2 separate regions of the Homo sapiens genome follow, and region 2 is linked to region 1. A link is an interaction called in ENCODE POLR2A ChIA-PET data of the cell type or tissue named here. Cell type or tissue: PC-3. All regions are shown on one strand. Links, peaks and the distances in the headings refer to the core of each region. The heading gives the core; the rest is flanking DNA.

Region 1 (5,367 bases), core at 362-5,361:
GCCAGCAGCTCCCTGGTGGGGAGGGACCTATGCTGTACCCCTGCCTTCGCCCCAGTCTCATTTTCTTAAAGCCCCTCAGCCCACCCCCTCCTGAGCTGATGCCCCTCGGGTTTGAGGGAGGGAATGAGGAGGAAGAAGAAGGAAAGCCACTGGCTTGGCCTTAGGGGTTGACTAGAAGGAGCAGAGTGTTCCAGAAAATGAGACCTGAGGGCCAGCGCTCCTGATGGCCTGGTGGGGCAGACGGTACCAGTGGGGAAGGGACCTGGAGACCCGCGGACTGGGGTGTCGCAGCCTCCACCCCCTCCACGGAACAGCACCCATCCTTCCGTCCTGGATGCTGACCTGCCTGGAGGAGGGTCCGGCCTAGCTGACCGTGGGCAGGGGCCAAGGGCGTCCCCGTGGAAAGGCCAGCAGCTTGGAGAGGAAGGAGGCCTCCCTGGCCCAGCAGAGAATGAGAGCTCGGTAGCAGAGCCAGCCCCACCTTCCCCTTGAGAGCCAGACCTGGTGAGAGCCCCCAGGGCAGCCGGGCGGCACCAGGGACAGCCACGGGCAGGGTCATGGAGTGGGGCAGGAGAGCCTGGCAGGTCACAAGAGGTGATTTCTTGGAGCCCTAGCTGGAGTCCTAGTGGCCTCGTGTATTCAAGTGCCTGGTTGCCCAGGGCCCTCAAACACAGGCTTGGCCATGAGAGATACCGAGGCTGGTAGCAGGCAGGTCCTCTGGCTGAGCTCTGCAGGGGGCCTGCTGTGCAGTTTCTTGAGCTGTGCTGGCAGCCTGAGTGTGGTGGTCCCCACCGTGGTTTGCAAATGGGGGGACTCAGGCCCTCTGGGGGTGGGGGGAGCTCAAGGTTACCCTGGCAGTGCCGGGGCTGGATGGGGGCTCCAGGCTTACGACAAAGGCTCTTGGCCCCAAAGTGCCCACCCACCCCTGGCATCATTTGGGAGGAACCGCCTGAACCAGGTGGGAGAAACACCATTTTATCAGGCCCAGAAGGATCCCAGAGGGGCTGAGCCCCCAGAAGAGGGCTGTGGCTTTGAGGACTGGCACAGGAGTCTTACCAGGGTGGTGAGCTGGGCCAGGTCCGTGTTTCGGCCTCACGTTTCCTGTCCACTGAGGGGTGGTCTGGCTCATTTGAGGTCTGGGTCACAGTGTGGGTGGCCGAGGTCAAGACAGCTGCCAGGGTTCCCCGGGCTCGTCTGGGGCAGCTGCGGCCCATGCCCCATGCTTCTGTGTGTTTATGGCTCTGATCGTGGAGCCACAATTCTGGAGGGGAGGGGGCCATACAGGGGCCACAGGACAGAACGCAGCTGGGGCCTGCTCTCCAGGAAGGGAAGGGGGTGCAAGAAGATAGATGCCCCAGCCGGGCTCACCTATGGCCTGTCCCAGCCCCAGGCAGCATCCCCCACACACATGGTCCTTGTCTGGCCCGTGCGCCCAGCTGCCCTTCAGGGGTCAGTTCTCAGGGCCTTGCCTGACCCCAGGCAGGGGACTGGGGCTTCCTCCTGGGCCTCTGGTCCCCATCTGCCCCTCCCAGTGGGTCTTGACTTCTGGCATCATCTGTGTCAGGCCTGGTGGCCATGGAGGTGGCCTGGGTGAAGGAGCTCTGAATATGAAGTCAGTGTCCTTGGGCCGCCCTTGGGCAAGCCACTTTAACTTCCTGGGCCTCAGTTTCCTTTTCTGTGAAGGGAGCACCAAGATCCAGGGGCTGCATGGGTGGGAATGGCCAGGTGTGTGCAAAGACTCTTCCTCCTCACCTGCGTGCCTCCTGCCGTGCCCCGTTGCCCAGGCTGGTCCTCCAGGACGTGGGACTTGCTCGAAGCTGTCCTGGGTGTGGATGGAGTGGCTTTGGTGCCAGGGCCCGGGCCCTGAGCAGGAGGGGCGGCTGCACATCCCGTCTCCTGCCCTCCACCCTCAGGGCCCACCAGAGCCGAATGGGCTTCAACCTTGGGCTCCCTGTCCAACAAAGTCCTGCTGGCAGCCTAGACAGTGGCAAAGGCCAAAGGCCCCAAGCTGTTGGCACCGGAAACGTCGAGGTGAGAGCCGGGGGCCCAGAGCCCAGCCCGGCCCATTCACCCATTCCCCCTGTCCCTCCCCACAGGGCCACTGAGGTGTCCTGAACACAGGGTCAGGGTGACTCATGTGGTGCCCCTGCGGATGGGAAGGCAGAGGACAGAGGAGGGAAGGGACCAGCCACATGCCCTTGGTGGTGCCCTGTGGCCACAGACCCGGGCCCAGAGCTGAAAGTGGGGTGCCCCTCCACCTCCCCAACTCTTGCCCCAGGGAGTCCTGGCTGCCACTTCCCTGGGATGCTCATGCGGGCAGGAGGCGTGGACCGGGCTTCAGGGATGAATGTGGAGCTTGAGGGCTATTAATTACGTTCTCCTCGAGGGCTGAGAGCCACTTTGCCTTAACCCTCCCCCTGTGCCCTGACGAGTCTGCTTCGGGAATAATTCATGCTCAAATTAAGTACAGCAGTGTGGGGTGCAGCCTCGTCCTCACAGTCTGCCCCACCCTGGAGCCACTACCCTCCCTGGATCCTCCAGCCGCCGAGTGGGCTCAGGCCAGAGCCAGCTCTGTACCTGTGGGGCTGGTCCACAGGCCTCCTGCAGCTCCTGGTCCCCACCTGCCGTTCAGGACCTGTCTGTACCTTCCTGAGCACTTTCAGCAGACACAGGATGGGGTCGCCAAGCCCAGGCAGACACCAGGGAAGATCTGGTCATGGGGAAAAGCCCCCGGGCACCGGAAGACGGAGCTTAGTGCGTTGATACCTGTCAGGCAGCACCTTCCCCCAGGTGTCCTGAGAAACACAGGCCCCAGGCTCCTTCAGAGCCCCCAGAGCCTGGAATGGAGACAGACGGTGAAGCATCACCTAGGAGCCCAGGCCCCGTGGAGAGCAGCCGGCCCGGCCTCCAGGGCCCTCCAGGGCCAGACAACCGGCTTTGGGGTAGGAGGCCTACCTCGCTGAGCTCTGCTTCCCCAGTCGTGGGGAGAGCTGCTTGGCAGAGCCAGGCAGGGCAGGAAGAGCCAGGCAGGGCAGGCAGGGCAGGCAGGGCAGGCAGAGCCAGGCAGGGCAGGCAGAGCAGGCCCCTCAGCCACTAGCAGGAGTTGTCACTCTCGCCCATGCTGTGGTAATAATGACACCTTGCTCACAGCCTCAGAGGCACCTTTGTCCTCCTTGGGCCATGGCAGGCGCCTGACAATGGGAACAGTCATTGGAGTTGGGAGGGAAGCAGGAGGGGAGGTCCGAGCCAACCCCCGGGCCCACTCCGCTGGGCCTCCAGTCCTCACCAGGACCTCCACCCACGAGGACACAATGGCCAGGCCAGACTCCACCCCCATTTCACACTCACAGACGCTGAGGCTGAACAAGGCCCCCGCCCTGGCCGACAGTGGTGTGGCCAGCTTGGTGCCTGCCCGCCCCTGGGCACTGCGGGGAGGACAAGGCTGGCTGAGTCGGGGATGACTCACGGAGAGTGGTCTGACTTTTATTAGCATCAATGGGAGGGATGCATTAGGGTCAGGAGCCAAGTTTGGCCTGGAAAGTCCATCTGACTCCTGTTGGGGCCTCCAGGCTTGGGCAGGGCTGACCGAGAGCCTCCACTGCCCACTGCCCGCCCAGTTGGCCGCTGTCAGGGCCTGCCACGGGGGCTGGGCCCCAGTGCAATGAGGACCGCCGTAAGCCACCCTTCCTTTCTGGAGGGCAGGTGTGAGTGGCTAGAGCGGGCCTGGGGCTTCCATCCTCCCCCAGCCCTTTGGGGCAGCTGCTGAGCACCCCCTTCATGTGTCTTGACTGTCAGCATGGCATTTGGGGGAGAACTGAGGGCCTCTGAGGCAGGAAGGAGACATCAGAGGGCAGGGACCTCAAAGAGGGCCTCGCCCTGTGCCAGGAGACCAGCGACTCCTGGAGCAGTCACAGAAGCCTTCCTGTAGGAGGCGAGATTCCAGTTTGTCTTTGAAGGAGTAACTTGGCAGGGGAGAGCATCTTGCTTAGGAGGGTGGAGACATGAGGTCCAGGTGTTGGTGAGGTGTGGAGCGCAGGCAGCACATCCAGCCAGGCCCCGTCACCTTCCACCTTCTTCACCCCCTGCCCCACAGTGGCCTCGTCCACCCAGATCTGGCCTCAGGTGCCCAAGGCTTCTCTGGTCAAAAGCCTTACCCGGAGCCCAGCTGCCCGGGCTTCCAGAAGGCAGCCGGGTGATTCTTGGGAAAGATCTAGAATCCCCAAGCTTTCTGGGAGCTGAGGTCCTGGCACAGGGTCTCTCAAGCCTTTTCCACCAGGCCCAGCCCCATCCCCCATTTCCGGGTCAACAGTAGCGTGCTGGAAACTTCTGTGGGCCAACCTTGTAAGACCACAGCGGAGGCGGACGCAGAGCTTGGCCTCTGCTTTATCCTGCGGGACCCTCTGGGGGCAGGAGGGCCACTCTGACGGCCATTGTGTGAAGGCCCCATCGTTGATGTTGGGAAGCACTGTGACTGGCTGCCCAGGGACCCAGGTTCCGCTTTGGGGAGATCCACCTGCTACAAGGAGGGCAGTGCTGGGACGTCACTCAGCACTAAGGGCCCACTAGCGTTTGGGATGTCGTGGGGAGGGGGCTGTGTCCCCGGATCTCCCACCAGGGCCAGGACCTCCCTGTGGTCTCTCGGTGCAGGTGGAGGACGCCATGCTGGACACCTACGACCTGGTATATGAGCAGGCGATGAAAGGTACGTCCCACGTCCGGCGGCAGGAGCTGGCGGCCATCCAGGACGTGGTGAGCGTGGGGACGGCTGGGTGGCAGGGCGGTCAGCTTCTGCTTGGACTGCAGTTCAGAGAACAGGCGCAGGGTGGCCAGTGAGAGGTCTGGCCAGGCACCGAGGGGGTTCCAGGACACAGGCCAGAGTTGCCCCTCAGGGCTGGGGGCAAAAAGCTCCCACCCTCTGTCTGCCCAGGACAAGGCCGCCTACCAGATTCTCGAGGCCCAGTGCAAAACGAGAGGGCAGGGCCCTGTATTCAGAAACACTGAAGGATTTCAAGAGCATTAAAGCAAATACGGGGCCGAACATAGTGGCTCACACCTGTAATCCCAGCACTTTGGGAGGAGGTTGAGGCAGGTGAATTGCTTGAGCCCAGGAGTTCGAGACCAGCCTGAGCAACATAGGGAGACCTTGTCTCTACTTTAAAAAAAAAAAAAAAAGAAAAGAAAAAATAAAAGCACATACAGCGCACAGGCCCTGTGAACAGGGCGGGGAAGCTGCCTGGCTCCAGCAGGTGTTCTGTCACCAGCAGGCAGGCAGCGCAGCTTGAGAGAGCTCCCCTTACCAGGGCCCGGCTGTGCAATGGCTGGAGCCCCAGCAGAAGCAGCTGCAATACCAGTAGCCCCAGCCCTGGC
Region 2 (5,367 bases), core at 99-5,098, 240 kb before region 1:
TGTGCTGCGTCATCCACTTCCCTACACATGATGCAAGAGCAGCTCACAGGGCCCTGGGAACAGGGCTCCTGGGACAAACCACAGCCCCCGCTCACTGGAGCTCCTCTGGGGCTGTGAGCAGCACTTACCATCTCCCTCTTCCTCCACCCAGTCTGCACTCCCCTCACCTCTCACCTGCATGGTCTGGCCCCAGCACAGGCCCTTCTTGGGCCAGGGCCACTTTACTTGTCCATTCATGGTCCACCTAGCCAAGGAGTACAAGGGGCACATGAACGGGTCCCCTGCAGTCTGCCCGTGTCTCTCCCAGGCCACACTGGGCTGCCGCAGCCCTGCCTCCTCCTGCCGGCCAGGGTCAGTTGACCCCAACGAGGTGCCATCTCCTCTTCTTGCTGGTCCTTGGACATAGGAATCCAAAGGGCCCAGGTGGCAGACAGACCTTGAAGTTCAAGGACACCCTCTCTGCACCCTTGCCAGGGTTCTCCTTCAGGCACAGGGGCCTCCAATGCCGCAGAGCCAGGCATTAAGGACACAGGAAACAGGAGGTCCCCATGGAGCACTGGGAATGATGGGAAGCGGGGCCACCCCGACAACCACCCCCGTTCTCAGCATCATATGCACGTCTCCTGTTGGGGACACAGGGCTGCATGAAGCTCCCTGGTGCATGCTGAGACTTGTCTCTGAGCTGGTGCTCCTGCTGCACCCCAGATGGGCATTCCAGCTTCCCAAGCCCTGGTACTGGGCTGTGGTCGGGCCTCCTCCGAGACAGGCCCCACTCATAGCTGCAGCTTCCCTGTTGCCCAGAGTATGGCCCAGGGCAATATTCCCTGGAGTGGGGCCACTGACTCCCCACATTCTCAAGAATCGGGGCCACTGACTCCCCACATTCCCAAGAGTGGGGGCCGCTGACTCTCCACATCCCCAAGAGTGGGGTCCACTTTCTCTCCACATCCCCAAGAATGGGGGCCACTGTCTCCACATCCCCAAGAGTGGGGGCCACTGACTCTCCACATTCCCAGGAGTGGGGGCCGCTGTCTCTCCACGTTCCATGGAGTGGGGTGCACTGTTTATTCCATTCCTGGGAGTAGGCGACACTGTCTCCCCACATTTCCAGGAGTAGGGGGCACTTTCTTTGAAAAGCAAAGAGGCCTAGCCAGCTTTGTGCCTCCTTTGTCACAGGGGAGACACGTGCAGCCATGTGTCTTTTATTTCGACGTGCAAACATGCCCCTGAACCTGGGCCTCTGAGAACTTTCCTGCAGGTCTGGCCCCTGGATCTTTGCAGGGCTTACCACACGTCCTCCTGAGCACATCCTAAGGAAGACCCCAGTGCGTCCGCTACCCCCACTCATCCTGCTGGCTCCCTGTTAAGTCATTCATGTTCAATTAATGATCCATTGACTCAATGGGCTGTACTGCAGATGTCAGGATGTCTAGATCTCTTCTATCTTTTTTTTTGAAATTGTGATAAAATATACAAATCACAAAGTTTACCATCTTAACCATTTTAAGTGTATAGTTCAGTGGCATTAAATACATTTATATTGGTGCCATCGCCACCATCCGTCTCCAGAACTTTCTCATCTTCCCAAGCATGGGGAGGGGCACGTTTGGATGTGTAAATCAAAGACACACGCTGCATGTGTCTCCCCTGTGACAAAGGAGAAGGCACAAAGCCAGCGAGGCCTCTTTGCTTCTGAAAGACAGCGCCCCCTACTGAAACTGTCTCCATTACACAACAGTTCCCGCGTCCCCCCACCCAGCCCTTGGCCACCATCATTCAGTCATAGCTATGAGGGTCAAATTCTACTCTAAGGACCTCATAAAACTGGAATTAGACAACATCTGTCCTTTTGCAACCGGCTTATCTCACTGAGCATCAAGTCCTCAAGGTTCACCCACGTCGTCGCCTGTGTCAGAATTTCCTTCCTGAACATGGCTGAATAATATTCCACAGCATGGATGGACCACATTTTGTATATTCATTTGTCTCTCAATAGATACTTGAGTTACCTTCACCTTTTGGCTGTTGTGAATAATGCTGCTGTGAACATGTGTAGACAAGCATCTCTTTGTGTCTCAGCTTTCGTCTCTTTTGGGCATAGAATCAGAAGCGGGATTGCTGGGTCGTATGGGAATTCTATCTTTAATGTTGTGAGGAGCCACCATAGTGTTCTCCAGCGCAGCTGCATCATTCTACACTCTCACCAGCAGTGCCCGGGGGTTCCAACATTGCCACGTCCTTGCCTTATTATTTTCGGGGTTTCTTAGCGGCCATCCTAGTGGGTGAGAGGCAGTATCTCGTTCTATTTCCCTGATGATTACTGATGTTCGGCGTCTTTTCATGTGCTTATTGGCCATTTGTATATCTTTTTTGGAGAAAAGCTTCTTCAAGTCCTCTGTCAGATTTTTGGACTGGGTTATTTTGTAGTTGTCATTGTTGAGTGGTTCTTTGTATGTGCTAGGTATTAGCTCTAGCATATATATGGTTTGCAAATATTTTCTCCCATTTCATAGGTTACCTTTTCATTTCTTCAACCTTTTAACAGATCATGGAAGAGGTCCCAGGAGCACAGAGCCACACCATCCATTCCATGGGAGTGGGAACTAGAGCTGACAGCTTTCATCAGCCAAGCCTGCAACACACCCACAAATCATAGTCACACACTGCACACCTGAGGCTTTGGCAAAAACACCGCATCCAGCACATCGGTTGTGACCAGAGACAGGGCCACATTGAGCCTGCAGGAGTCATGTCCATTTTCCAGAATCTATCCCATCTATTCACCTTCCACAAGGACCAGACCAGTGAATGAACACACAGACACACACACACACACGCACACGCACAAGAGAGAGAGATGAAAGCAATTGGCTCCCATGATCTGTCCCGTCTGCAAGCTGAGACCCGGGAGAGCCGGTGGAGTAAATCGCAGTCCGAGGGCAGGAGATGAGATAAGACATCCCAGCTCAAGCAGTGACGCAAGAAAAAGAGGGCAGATTCTTCTTCCCCTGCCTTTCTGTTCTATTCAGGTTCACACTGGATGGGAGGAGGCCCCCACGCTGGGGAGGGCATCTGCCTTCCTGAGTCCACCAATCCCAATACTCATCTCACCCAGAATCAACCTCGCAGACATGCCTGGATCAAGGTTTAATCTGGGCACCCTGTGGCCCAGTTAAGTGAACACATAGAAATAATTCGTCACACCAGAGATCTTGATGGTGCATACAAACATCCACTGTCCTCGCCGAGATGCGATTGTGTTTCTGATTTATTATCTTGACCGAGGATGCTTTCAGTGACCTACACTTGACCTCCTCACTTCACTTATGGTAGCTTTCACCTCACAGGCCAAGGACGTATTTATGGGGATTACTGTAACTGCCAAATATCTCAATCCCAATGGAATATTCAGAGACTGTAAAAATGACCACTGGATGGGGTCATGAACCCTGCCTGAGGGCCCATTCTAAGTTTGGCAGGGACACCATTCACTTCTTGACCCATGAGGCTCCTCTCTAACAGAAGACGATGATAACGTTTCAGGTCTTGTTTGTTTGTTTTGCGAGACAAGGTCTTGCTATGTTGCCCAGGCTGGAGTGCGGTGGCATGATCATGGCTCACTGCAGCCTCAAACCCCTGGGCTCAAATGATCCTCCTGCCTCACCTGGGACCCCAGGTGTGCACCACCATGCCTGGCTAATTTCTCTTAATTTTTCTTTGTTTGTCTCTCTACAAAAGGGTGTCTCTCTACAAAAAAAGAAAAATTAAGAGAAATTAGCCAGGCGTGGTGATGCACAGGCTGGTCTTCATCTCCTGGGTGCAAGCGATTCCTCCTTGGCCTCCCAAAGTGCTGTGATAACAGGCATGAACCAGTGTGCCCAGCCACCCTCCAGGTCTTTAGATGCCAGCGTCAACTCAGAGCCTGTGTCCATCGGTCCTACAATGTGAGGGGTCTCTGTGCCAGAGTGCTCAGCCCTGTGAGTAAATGCCACGTTCCTTTGCGAGAACATTCCAGCAAATGCTGGCAGTGGTGTTGCTGGGCCTTCCCTCTGCAGACCTTGGCTGCGTCTTCAAGCAACAGGCTCTGGGTCAGAAAATAAACTCAGATACGGACATGGGGCAAGACAGCACGGCTTCTTATCGGAGCGATCACTTTCAGCCTCTTCCCCATTCATTCATAGTCTCTGTTCATTAAATAAACAGCTTTATTGAGGTATTATTGACATACAATAAACTGCACATATCTAAAATGTACAGTTTGATACATTTTAAAACGCGAAACTTGTGTCCACTCATGTCCTCAGAAACGGTCACCATGATGGGGACAGTGGGCACGTCCCCTCCCTGACGGTGTCCTCCTGCCCCTTTGTAACCCTTCCTGTCACTCTTCCCTTTCCCCAGCCCCCATGAGCCACTGCTGACCTGCTTTCTACCGCATTTCTGAGTTTCACTGTATATATGGAAATATACAGTGAGTCTTCTTTTTCCTCTGGCTTCCTTCATTCAGAAAATTCTCTTGAGCTTCACCCTTGTTTGTTGTTCTGTATGAGTAACTCACCCCTTCCTGTTGCTAACTATACCCTCCTGCCTGGCTAGACCAGAGCTTGTTTTTATCTGTTCATCTGTTGATGAACACCTGAGTCATATCCAGGTTTTGGCTATTACAAAAAAAAAAAAAAAGATTCTGTGAATATTCATGCACAAGTCTTTGCATCAACATATTTTTTTTCCTCTTGAGTAAATATGTAGGAGTGGAATGGCTGGGCCCTGTGCTGGGTGAATATTCAACTTTCTAAGAAACTGCCAGATTGGTTTCCAAATGGTTGTACCATACCCTGTACCCACAGTGAGAATTCCAGTTCCACCACATCCTCAGCAACGCTGGTTATAATCAGTCATTTCAAGTTTAGCCGTTCTGTTTACCCGATGACAAATCAGGCTGAGAATCTTTCCATGTACTCATTTGCTAGCTGTTTATCTTATTTGATGGAGTGTCTGTTCAAATCTTTTACCATGTTTAATTGAATTGTTTGTTTTCTTATTGTTGAGTTTTGTTAACTCTATATCCTTCATCAGATTAATGATTTGCAAAGATTTTCTCCCTGTCTGTGGCTTGTTTTTTCATTCTCTTAACAGCCTCTTTTGTGAAGCAGTTTTTAATTTGGCTGAAGGCCATGTTATCCATTAGTTCTTTTATGAATTATAGTTTTGGTATAACTAAGAAATCTTTGCCTAACCCAAGGTCACAAAAATGTTCTTTGATGTTTTCTCCTAGAAATTTGGTGTTTTTAGGTTTTACATTTAGGTCTATCATCCATTTTGGGTGAATTTTTATATATGTGAGACATGGCTTGAGGGTGTGTGGGT

Evidence for each region. ChIA-PET counts read pairs that join two places held together with the same protein. Peaks named below come from ENCODE experiments on the same cell type or tissue, not always from the same donor. Only the 100,000 strongest peaks of a DNase experiment are listed, where the experiment ranks them.
Region 2: POLR2A ChIA-PET joins it to region 1 with 8 read pairs; 3 of 35 experiments call an interaction of 5 or more read pairs at or near these places.

Annotation. Positions count from the first base shown.
Region 1 is chr11:2,309,007-2,314,373 of GRCh38, forward strand. It overlaps TSPAN32 (tetraspanin 32), which reads left to right. Exons shown (of 10, transcript NM_139022.3): 5 at 4,648-4,749. LOC124902612 (a long non-coding RNA gene) reads right to left here. Exons shown (of 2, transcript XR_007062552.1): 2 at 3,459-4,797. Among named protein-coding and RNA genes, the nearest start is that of TSPAN32, 9.7 kb to the left of the region's middle. RefSeq lists an enhancer at 3,552-4,157. In PC-3, for the core only: no CTCF peak of the experiment used is centred there; a DNase peak (open chromatin) is centred at 3,425; H3K27ac peaks cover 1,043 bases.
Region 2 is chr11:2,072,751-2,078,117 of GRCh38, forward strand. No RefSeq gene overlaps it. Among named protein-coding and RNA genes, the nearest start is that of MIR483, 59 kb to the right of the region's middle. In PC-3, for the core only: a CTCF peak has its summit at 1,711 (motif pointing left); DNase peaks (open chromatin) are centred at 4,571 and 4,871; H3K4me3 peaks cover 795 bases; H3K27ac peaks cover 1,750 bases.